3 separate regions of the Homo sapiens genome follow, and regions 1 and 2 are each linked to region 3. A link is a contact called in ENCODE Hi-C or POLR2A ChIA-PET data. All regions are on one chromosome and are shown on one strand. Each heading gives the region's core, a stretch centred on a gene start or an enhancer-like site at or near the end of the contact. The rest is flanking DNA. Distances are from core to core; before and after follow the strand shown.

Region 1 (3,822 bases), core at 102-2,601, 470 kb after region 3:
GGTTTCACCGTTTTAGCCGGGATGGTCTCGATCTCCTGACCTCGTGATCCGCCCGCCTCGGCCTCCCAAAGTGCTGGGATTACAGGCGTGAGCCACCGCGCCCGGCTGCAAAGAACTTTAAAGTTCATATCTGTGTACTTTTCTAATGTCTTTTAAGATGAATTCTCAGATAGAATTGATCAATTTACTTTCTCATCTGTATCTATAAACCTGACCAATATTGAGCATTTTTTTTTTAATTAGGTGAAAATGGCATTTTATGTTGTTTTGTTTGCATTTCTTATGGCTTTTTAAAAATAATTATTGGCCATTTATAATTCTTCTTTAAAATCACCTGTTCCTGTTTTTGGCCATTTTTATTTTGGAGTCTTTGAGGTTTTTCTTTTTCTTTTTCTTTGTTTTTTTTTTTTTTGAGGCGGAGTTATGCTCTTGTTGCCCAGGCTAGAGTGCAGTGGTACGATCTCTGCTCACTGCAACCTCCGCCTCCCGGGTTCAAGCGATTCTCCTGCCTCAGCCTCCTGAGTAACTGGGATTACAAGCATGGGCCACCATGCCCGGCTAATTATTTTGTATTTTTAGTAGAGACGGGGTTTCTCCACGTTGGTCAGGCTGCCCTTGAACTCCCAACCTCAGGTGATCCGCCCGCCTCGGCCTCCCAAAATGTTGGGATTACAGGCATGAGCCACGCGCCCGGCCGAGGTTTTTCTTATCAACTGGGAAGAGATCTTTATATATTGCTGATAGTAATTTGTCACAGAGTTGCAAAATCTTTTTTTCCCAGCTTTCTTTTGCCTTTAGAACATAGCTTTTTTCTGAAGTTAATTTGGAAGAATAGTCATGATAGCAAGCACATTCCAGTAAGAAAGAGTAATGATGAGAAATTTGCCCTCATAGATATAGAATGTATTATAAAGGTATCTTCATTAAAGCATGGTGGGATTGGCACAGGTGCACACAGAGAGATCAATGTATACAAGTCAGAAACAGCTTCAAGTATAATAGTTCTATAGGCGATGAAGGTGCCAACTAAAATCAGTGGAGAAAACAGTGTTTGGACAAGTGGCTATTACAAAAATTATCTTAGGTTTCTTCCTTACCCCAAAAATAAATTCCAAATGGATCAAAAGATTTTTCATTTAAAAATGAAAACATTTTTTATCCTCTTGTAGTGGACAGTAACAAAAAAAAAGTGCAATTTGTAACAAGTACCTGAAAGGATGTATGCGAGTTAATGACATGGAGGTGAAGAGAGGCTCGGAAGGGTATTCCAGGTGGAGAGAACGGCCAGAGCGAAGGTTTGGAGGCTGAAAGGCAGCAACGTGCGGATCCTAAAGAGGCAGGGTCAGGAATCGAACTCAAGACGCTCACAATGGAATCCAGGGCTGAGTCCATGCCCGCCCCCACAGGGATCATAATTATGTAAAATAGCATTTTTCCCATATATGGTACTTAATATCTGTCCTTGTGGTGGGATGACATGAGACTGAGAGCACAGCTCGCGGGGCGGGGTGTCAGAGTTCCAGACCTTCCCAGTCGGCTCCCGCAGGGCCTCGCCCCGGCCCAGGCAAGGCACCAAAACCCCGGCCCGGAGCTCTCCGCGCCCCGAGTCGCCGCCTCCTGATTGGATTCCCCCTGTGTCAATCCTTGTCCTAGAACCTGGCTGTCCGTTGGACCCGCCCTAGAGGGCGGGGCTCCCGCCTAGGAAGCGCGGGGGAAGGTGGAGCGGGTGGAGGTGGGGCGGAAAGAGGATGTTGAATCCCCACCCATCTGGCCGCAGAGGCTCCGCCCACCCCCTTTCCACAGGCCAATACGTCTGCCCATCAAGGCCAGGCGCGGCCTGCAGTGGGTGTAGCAGGAAGGGGGCGGGATTGTGCCCCAGGCTCCGCCCCGGAGCCGGCTCCCGGCTGGGAATGGTCCCGCGGCTCCGAGGGCGGGGCGGGAAGGCGGCGAGGAGCCGAGCTGGGTGCGGTGAGGCGCGCAGATCACCGCGGTTCCTGGGCAGGGCACGGAAGGCTAAGCAAGGCTGACCTGCTGCAGCTCCCGCCTCGTGCGCTCGCCCCACCCGGCCGCCGCCCGAGCGCTCGAGAAAGTCCTCTCGGGAGAAGCAGCGCCTGTTCCCGGGGCAGATCCAGGTTCAGGTGAGCGAGCCCCACCGCGGTCCCGCCCCGGGCAGGCGGCGGCGGGCGGGCGGGGGCGAGACGCGCTGCCGCCAGGCCGACTGGTGGTTCTTGGGCTCAGTGCGGCCCGCCACCCGCGCGGGCGGGGGCGAACGCCGGCGGCTCAGGGCCCGGCACCGCATCCTTCCCAGGGGGACCGGGACCCCCACGCGGGCGCTCGGGGAGGGCGCCGGCAGCAGCGAGGCCTAGGGGTGCAGGGGCGGCCTCGGGACCCGGCGCTCCCCGGCGCCCCCCGTGTCCCCCGGCGCGGTCTCAGGACTGGGCACTGGAGCCGACCTCCCCCAGCCGCTGGGGCACGCGCCCCGCCCTCGCCTCGCCCAGGCCCGACTCGGGCAAACTTTTTAACCCCTTCCGGGAGCCGCGGCCCCTGGGACGCAGCCTCACGGGTTGGGAGCCCGGGGCAGCCGCTCCCGTGGAAGTTTCTGGCGTCTGAGGCACGGAGGTAACGGGCAGCGGGCACCGTTTGGCAGCTGTCAGGGCGTCCTCCTGAGTCAGAGTCGGACCGTCCCGCTGCAGACCTTGCACCCGGCCCGGTTTCCGCCTCCGCGGCCGACTTCCTCATTCGCCCGCTGCCGTCGGACTGGTCGGGGAGGGCCCGGGGGAGGTGCGGCGGCTGCCCGGACAAGGGGGACCCGGCGGGGACCCGGGCGCGAGACAGGAAGGGCCACCCCCAGTCCCTGCTCCAGCCCTCGACCTCCGACTTCTGATCCTCGGGGGAGGGAGGCCCGGAATGCAGCAGCCGTCGGGGCCGCCCAGGCGTGCACCTGATTCCACCGCACCCAGGGGCCATCCCGTCTGGGCGGGGTGCGGGGGCAGCTAGCTCTGCCGTTACGAGCAGGCCTGGGCGATTGCATCTTTCCTGTTTGAGCCAAATCGGAGTTTTCTATTCTCCACTCCACGCACCCGCTTCCCTGTGCTGGGGTCCTCACCCCATCCTGTTCTGGGGCCACGCACAGGAGACAGGACTGCGGCACCCTCATTCTCCAGGGAAGCCCCGCTGTTTCAAACTGAGACTCAGCACCCCCAGCACTAGCTTGCCGGCTGTCCTGTGGTGGGGGGCAGGGTGAGCGCACGGCCCCACCCAGCCGGTGTGGAGAGAAGACTCCTTGGGAAGTCCCAGGTCGTAGAGGCAGGCGGCTGTCTCCACCGGGCAGTTGAGAGGCCCAGCCACTTCTCGGTTCACTGCGCCCTTTTCTGGGTTTAACAGGATTTCAAAGTGACTGATGAGTAACCGTGGAAAGGGAAGAGAGCCTTAGCTCCTTCTCCGTGCAGCGCAGCACTGTGGCCATTCTAACTACACTGTCTGGGCCAGTGTTTGGCTCACCTGATGGCTTAGGAGTCCCTTTTTGGTAAGGAGGGAGGCCTTTTGAGACAATCACTCAATTAATAATAGTCAGTTTATATACAAGGCTGCTATGTGTGGGGGAAGGGGACACAGATGTGTAATTGAGCAAATATTTAACTGCCCTCTCTGTGCCAGGGACTCTGCCAGGTGGTGGGGGGGTGGGAGGTTGAGTAAGACCTGGCCCGTGCCCATGGGCACTTAGGGGAGAACTGAGACAAATCTGTAGATGAGTCTAACGTGAGGTAGAGATGACAGGGACCCCGGAAAGGTACTGTGAGTCATGGGGATTGGGAGAAGGGA
Region 2 (3,739 bases), core at 834-3,333, 260 kb before region 3:
CATTTTGCTGATTAGGAAACAGGCCCAGGGAGGTGGAGCAACGCAGCTGATGGTTGGTAGCATCAGGATTCAAACTCAGGTACATCTGACTCCGGAGCTTTTGGCCCTTAGCATACAGAAGGCTACATAGGAGATAATTATACTAATGGGAAAATACCTGGTAAAATTTCATTCTAAGCTTCCTGGCAGTCAACTTCGGGGGGAAAATAAGATGCCATGATCCATTAGTGTGATTGTGGGAGAAAAAGCAAAGCCCTTTGATAGTTTGGCAGGTAGATGGGGCTGAACGGTGGCCAGGAGAGAAGGCTGAGGGCGATGCTGGTTGGTCAGGCCGAGGTGGTCTTACCTCCTCCTCCTCCGTAACTGCTGAGCCCCTCCTACTGCCTCCACCCTCCAAGCTGGTCCAGTGTCCCTCTGGGCCAGCATTTCACTGGCTTCTCCCACCCCCACCCTGGTGACCTCCGTGCCACAGACCTGACGCCATCACCTCTCACTCGTATGCCTGCTCAGCCTCCTCCTCGGTCTGCCTGTCCCCACAGCCGCCTGCCCCTCTGATCCTTCCACCTCTGAGCCCTGCCAGGCTGATCTGGCTAAAGGTCGTATCTGGCCACACCACATCCTTGCTAAACCTCCAGTGACCCACTGTCATTTTCAGGATAATGGCTGAGGTCCTTAATGTGATCGTCCATGGCTTGGGGGACTTTGGGGAGGTCCCATCTGCTCTTATGCCTCAGTTGCCCCATCTGTGAATTGGGCAGGCAGATTGGATGATTTCTAAGTGCTCTCCTAGCCCTGACATTCTGTGGTTCCAGGTGCCACATGGAATATGGCTTAAGGCCTGGGCTACATGTATTTTACATCAAGAGTTCACGCTGGGGTTGGGGGGTGGGGATGAGAGTAGGGATTGCAACTGACTCATTTGCTTGGCACCTGCTGATCCCTGGGTTTGAAGTAGCCCTGCCCTGCCACCCAAGCTATCTACCCTCAGGTTCCTATGCATCCCTCAGAACCCCACTCAAGCATCTCTGCTTCTGGCAGGCCCTCTGATTTGCCCCCAAGTAGAGTAGATTACTTCCTCCTACTGTCCCCCTCCTGAGCTACCTCTGTTATAACCAACTGTTGTGCCGTGGGTCAGAGCCTGGGCTAGATTCTGGGGATCTAAGGGTGATACTAATAGCTTTGGAAGAACATCAGGTAGAGCCCCGTTAGCTCAAGACTTTAGTCAGAAAAGCCAGGCACAAGAAGACTCTGAAAGGACCTTCTAATTGGGGAAGGAGGGTGGAATGTTGGGTGGAGCTTTAGCAAGGGGGCTCAACTGGAACTCAGCTAGTTTTGGTTATAGTTGATTGAGGATGGTGCTTGGAAGAGAGAGGAATTGTTCTTGCAGATTAGCAGCCACTATTTGACAATTTGGGCTTTATCAACAGGCAGTGGGGGAGGGACAGCTTTGGGGTCAAGGATCTGTGAGAGCCACTGTGGAATGTTCTCGGTCCTTCAAAGTCTTCGAGAACTGCATGTATTGAGCACTTAGATGCGTCAGACTCTGTTATAAGCACATTGATCCTTCCACTCTCTGGAAGCATCCTTAACTCACTGGATCCTTAAGCAAATGCCATGAGGGAGGTACTATTCTTAGCCCATTTTATAGCTGAGCCTATGGCTCAGAGTGGCCAAGTGACTTACCCATGATCACACAGCTAGAATGTAGTGGAGCAAGTTGAACCCAGGCAATATTTAGCACCCACATGGCACAGCTTCTTACAGCTTCTAAAGGGTGTGCACCCCTGGTATCCCACACAAACACACAGTGACCTACCAAGATAGGAATGACAGAGGTTCTAAGTCTTGTTCCTCAGTAGAGGCCCAGAGGCCCTGAGGGGATGGCGGTGCCGTGTCCCGGGCCACACAGTGCGTTTGGTAGTGGGGGAGGGAGTGTTGATTAAATTTGAGCTCACCACCAGCACCTGTGACAGGCCTGGGACATCCCCTAGGCTGACTTGCTTAGAGACATTTTCCACCACCAGGGCTATGACACACTCGAGGCTCCCATCACAGAGCCTGGCAGAAAGTGAGGCAGGAAGCGCTGAGTGGTGAGAGACGCAGGTCGGGTAGTGGAGGGGGGAGTGCCCAGTCTACGATTCCAGGAAGCCAGGATGCAGACGGAGGGAGGAGCAGAGCTGGCAGACAATGTCTCATCTCCCATTCCTCTATTTACCTGGCCTCATGCTGGGCACTGGCCACAGAGAGGAGGCCGGCTACTGCTCTGTCCACAAAGAGTCTCCAACCTTGTCTGGGAGGGAGTGACTCTGGAGGACACATACAAGTAGACCAGCTGATCACAGCCCTCCTTCGGTGTGGAAGAAAATCAACCCGGTCCTGTGAGCACAAGCCTTGATCAGGAAATGGTGCCAGTGAACACTCTGGTGGAGTCTTCTAACCTGGGGAGGAATTGTGGAATGCCGTGCGGGGCTTTAGCAAGAGAGGCTGAGCCAGAGTTCAGGTAGTTTTGGATAGCTGCTTGAGGATGGTTCTTAGAAGAGGAAGGAATTGTTCATTCATTCATTTATTCATTCAACAGACATTTAGGAGGGCCTAGTACCTGCAAGTCACGGTGTTGGGGATCCAGCAGCGAGCAAAGCCCCCTTCATTCTACACTTTCAGCCTTTGTGGACACCTTGGGGCAGTGTGGCATAGTGGTTATAGCCTTAACTCTGGAGCCCCGCAGCCGGGTTAAGTACTGGCCCCCTCACTCTGGAGCCCCGCAGCCGGGTTAAGTACTGGCCCCCTCACTCTGGAGCCCCGCAGCCTGGGTTAAGTACTGGCCCTGCTGCCTATCAGCTGTGACTTTGGACAAATACCTAAGCTTCTCCGTGCCTCAGTTTTCTCATCTGTAAAAGGGGACAATACCAGGACTGTTGTGAGGATGAAAGAAATAATTGAATGTGGCAGGGTGCTGTGGCTTGCACCTGTAATCCAGCACTTAGGGAGGTCCAGGTGGGAGGATCCCTTGAGCCCAGGAGTCCAAGACCAGCCTGGCTAACATGGTGAGACCCTGTGTCTACAAAAAATATATACAGAAAATTAGCCGGGCATGGTGGTACATACGTGTAGTCCTAGCTACTAGGGAGGCCGAGGTGGGAAGATCCCTTGAGCATAGGAGATTGAGGCTGCAGTGAGCATTGATCGTGCCACTGCACTCCAGCCTGGGCAACAGAGTGAGGCCCTGTTACAAAAAAAGAAGTAAGTTAATGTAAAGTACTTAGGAGAGAAGAGCTAGCCGTGGGAGAGACAGACAGAGACAGGGCTGTGACCAGGGCAGCCAGGGGCCAGAGATGTGGAAGCTGCTGACTTGCTGGCTGGCCTTTTGGATACTCTGTTGCTGTGTTGGTGATGGCTGTTTGGGGCAGGGGATGAGCTGGACACCTGCAGGCTTGGTGTCTCCTGCCACCTCCCTGCCCTTTCCAACCTCCTAATCCTGACAGCTCATCTCCCTCAAGCACCTGGGTAGGTCTTGGGGGATGATGGTTTGAGATAAGGCCCAAATCTATGATGACAAGATTCTAGGAGGTGTGACAAATGCTGAAGGAAACCTATGAGGTCTTCTTCCTACCTCTCAAATCCAGCCGTGCTGGCTGCCACCCGCCTAGCTCAGGGCCGAGGACATTTTGTCCCTCCCAATTCTGTACCACTTGGCCCCTTTGAGCCTCAGTCTCTTCATCTAAAATGGGGTGAAGAAGTG
Region 3 (3,558 bases), core at 1-2,500:
TGTTCCCCGCGTAGGCACACACCAGCCTGGCCTGTCTCTGGTGACCCCCTGAGTGGCCTCCACGTAGGTAACAGAGGTCACCTGCTGTTCCAATCCAGGGGGTGCAGGGGCCAGGCTTTGCGTCCTCAGGGCCCCCGCAGCTTAGAGCTCAGACCTGGCTACTGAGGAAAAATTCTGAAAATGCTTCCCAAGCGACGAGGCTAGATGCTGGTGAGGCCGTGCTCCAAGCCCCAACCTTGCCAGTCACTCTCTGTGACCCTGAGTAAGTCTCTTATCCTCCCTGGGCCTCAGATTTCCAATCTGTACAATGGCAAGGTTGGACTAGAAGAATCTAAGACCTTTTCCGTCTCAAAGATCCACCCATTCATTCATTCATTTATTCATTCATTCAGCAACATTTATTGAGCCCTTGGTCCTGGTGCTCAATAGGGATGAGCTACCTCCTAGTGATACAGCAGCGATCAAAACGGACACAGCCTCGTGGAGCTTGCTTCTCATGGGGGAGCCAACGTTCAAGAAAAAATAATAAATGAGCATATAATATTATTCCTGTAATATAAGAACCAGGCAGAAAAGGGAAATAGGGCAAAGGGTCAGACAGCAATGAGGTAGGGGCTGTCAGGAAGGCTTCTTGGAGGAGGTGACATTTGAGGCAAGCCCTGATTAGCGGAAGAACAAGCCAGATTCTGTGAATTCTGTTTGCGCAGAAGATGGAAAGTCATTGCTGATCACCATGTGAAGCAAAGGGCCCCAGCCTGGGACCCAGGACACCTGCATTCCTCTCCAGACACTGCCGGTCACTCGTTGTGTGACCGTGGGCAAGTCACTCCCACTCTTGGAGCCTCAGTGTTCTCATTTGTGTCTGAGGGTGGTGAGCCACAGCTCAAAGTTTCGTTAAAGCAGTTCTGAGAGGTTGCATTTCTGAGTATTTGGGTTCTGACTCAACCCCAGCCTCTCATGTTGATCAGGGACTGCAGAAGGACTGGCCTTTGTCCCTAAGGCCTATGAGGAGCAGTGAGAAGGCCCGGGGGCGGCCACACCCCGGCACTCACCTCTCGGCCCGCAGCTGCTGGGCCACAGCCATGGTGGGCGATGGTCCCAGGGAGCAGGTGGAGAGTCTCGCCCAGCCAGTCCCAGGCTGAGTTCACCTCTCACTTCCTCCAGCCACCCTGCGTCTCGTCTCAGCCTGTGGTCCTGGGAGTCCCCAGGAGCTGCCTTTGGGGAGGCTCAGGCCTGCTTCTCTCCAGTCTGGCAGAGGCTCCTCCTCCAGGCTCTCTGGGCCTAGCCTGTGGCCCACACTTCCTCTTACCTCACCTCCCAGCTGCACAGAAATTGAGGAAGTGGACCCTCGGGTGCCAGGTTTGCAGGAATCCACTTCCTTGATGTCAGTCCTTGGCGCCAAGCCTCAGTTGGGTATCAGAAGCCTTGCTCCATCAGAGATGGGGTCCCAGCCATCAGGGTGTCTTGTGACCTTGAGGAGTCACTTATCCTCTGGCCCATCAAGCCCCACCTTTATTCTCTTACTGCCAAGCCTTTGCCCAAACTCTTCCCCAGGCCTAGAATGCTGGCCTCCATTTTCCTGTGATCTCTTAGGCCCAGAGTAAATGCCACCTCCTCCAGGAAGCCCTCCTGGTTCCTCTGGCCTCTGTCTTCCTAGAGTGTGAAGTTTGGTTTGCGCGCCCTGGCACTCTGGGATATCCTTTCCTCATCCTTAGATCTCCATGCCCAGCCAATCCTCTTTCACAGGGCTGCCAATCAGAGTGAGTTTCACCCTCCCTGCTTAAACTCTCCTGCCCCATCACCCTGTGCTCAGGATAAAGTCCAGAGTCCTTGCCCTGCCTGCCTCCAATGCCCCTGAGGCCCTGCAGCCTTCCCCAGCCTCTGCTCCTGAGCTCCCTTTTTCTCACTGGCCTCCTTTCCGTTTCTAGAATGTTCTAAGACGTCCGCCCCAAGGCCTATGCTCATGGTGTTCCCTCTGCTGGAAAAAGCTCTTCACTGCCTCCTTTGCATCTCAGCTTAGAAGCTACATCTTTAGCGAGGCCTTCCCTGACCACACACCCTAAATTAAGGCCCTCCCTACTACATTCTCTCACAGGTCCCTGCACGTCTACTGCAGAGCACTCATAACTATTGTCATCTCACATTTGTTTGTTTATCTGTATGTTTAATGACTGCCTCCTTGGCTAGCAGCGTGCCTGGCACATTGCAAGTGCTCAACCAATATTCAGTGAATGAATGAAACGCTGCCAGTCAGTGACTGCAGCTCCTAACAGGTATGGGTATTTGATTCTGAAGGGACTTCTCTGAGAAGAGGTCCACAGGAGTCATTGGCACAGCCACACCCAGTAACTCCCTGCCAGCTACACACGCTCACACACTCGTATTCATACATGCAGAGCAGAAAGTTGTTTTAAACTACTTTAAACATACAAGTCCCAGCTAAAAAAAACAAGAAAGCATAATTTTTAGGTAGGATCAAAGAGAGGGGTCAGGAATCTATACCAGGGGGAGAGGAACGTGGCCAACAGCCCATGGGAAAACCAAGATTGGATATGCATTGTTGGGCTGAGATTTTAATGCCAAATCTGGGACTAGGTACAGGCCACAGGTCCTGCTGTTAGCAGAAAGTCAAATCTGAGTTCTCAGTGTAAAGTGGGTGTCAGAACTGATTATGGGAACAGAGTTTCTCAGCCATCAGCCTAGAGTCACGGCAGGAGCTGAGGTCCTCTCACAGTCCATGGGTGGAACAAGGGACGTGTGTACCAGATCAGCCTCAAGCCTGCCCTCTGCACTGGTGTAAGGCCCCGATATAAGCTACCCACGTGGTGCAGAAATCCTAAGCTGAGGCATTATATAAAAACAGCTTGGAGTCAGTGACTCTGCAGGGCCTACTCTGTCAACTCACAGACCAAAACTACAAATCGTGAGCTGTGAAAGACAGCTCAGAGCCTCCACATCATGAAGAATTCACACCCAAAGAACTAGAAATAATACAAACAATAAGTCTGATGAGTTGCTGGTGTCTCGGGGCTCCCAGGCTAGAGGATGAAATGAAACACAGAGCAGGGTTATTAGTGCAGGTGTCTGTAAGTACCAACAGGTGCAAGCACACAGCCATAACTGAGGGAAGAGGAGGACATTGGCCTACAGTTGGTCAGGAAGGACAGGAAGTGGCAAAACAATTTTAGCAAGCAAGCATGATACAGAATTTGTAGGTGATTGTGTAAACTGTGTGTGTAGTATATGCCTATAGTTGGAAACACATATTTGTGTATAAACACATACAGCTCGCATAGGCAAGTGTAAGTGCATTTGTGTTGTGTCTATAAAAGACCATATAATGTGTATAGTGGTGGCATTGTGGCTGTGAGAGAATGTGTTTAGATGTTTAGGTTGCAGTCGGTGACAAATGAGTATAAACACAAGTACATTTATAATAGGTGAACTCAGGCAAGATAACATGTCCTTTTTGAACCTTTCTTCTTCACCAATCTGTGAAACAGTCTTGCCTAATGGAGTTGTAGTAGGAATTAATAGAAAACTGTATAAAAGTGCCTA

What was found. Hi-C counts contacts between places; a loop is a spot of excess contacts on that map. ChIA-PET counts read pairs that join two places held with the same protein, here RNA polymerase II (POLR2A). Pooled maps may share reads with other maps.
Region 1: a loop to region 3 is called in a pooled map, with 8 times the contacts of the local background. The contact joins the promoter of MYH9-DT here to the promoter of NCF4 in region 3. A Hi-C loop is called at or near these places in 4 of 37 single-sample maps with no recorded cell type and 5 of 50 pooled maps.
Region 2: a pooled map shows a loop between it and region 3 (12-fold over the local background). The contact joins the enhancer-like site here to the promoter of NCF4 in region 3. A Hi-C loop is called at or near these places in 1 of 37 single-sample maps with no recorded cell type and 7 of 50 pooled maps. POLR2A ChIA-PET finds 5 or more read pairs at or near these places in 1 of 52 experiments (activated T-cell).

What each region holds. Positions count from the first base shown.
Region 1 is chr22:36,386,123-36,389,944 of GRCh38, reverse strand. It overlaps MYH9-DT (MYH9 divergent transcript), which reads right to left and starts at 1,351. Exons shown (of 3, transcript NR_183573.1): 1 at 1,210-1,351. It overlaps MYH9 (myosin heavy chain 9), which reads left to right and starts at 1,978. Exons shown (of 41, transcript NM_002473.6): 1 at 1,978-2,138. RefSeq lists enhancers at 1,667-1,961, 3,585-3,634, 3,392-3,822 and silencers at 1,755-2,334, 2,365-2,444, 2,725-2,954.
Region 2 is chr22:37,120,680-37,124,418 of GRCh38, reverse strand. No RefSeq gene overlaps it. Among named protein-coding and RNA genes, the nearest start is that of TMPRSS6, 13 kb to the right of the region's middle. Within about 2 kb of position 2,083, at least 6 of the 41 ENCODE cell types and tissues checked have a DNase peak (open chromatin) inside an H3K27ac peak, as active enhancers do.
Region 3 is chr22:36,858,698-36,862,255 of GRCh38, reverse strand. It overlaps NCF4 (neutrophil cytosolic factor 4), which reads right to left and starts at 1,250. Exons shown (of 10, transcript NM_000631.5): 1 at 1,053-1,250. The coding sequence starts at 1,084. All of the region lies in intron 1 of NCF4-AS1 (NCF4 antisense RNA 1), which reads left to right.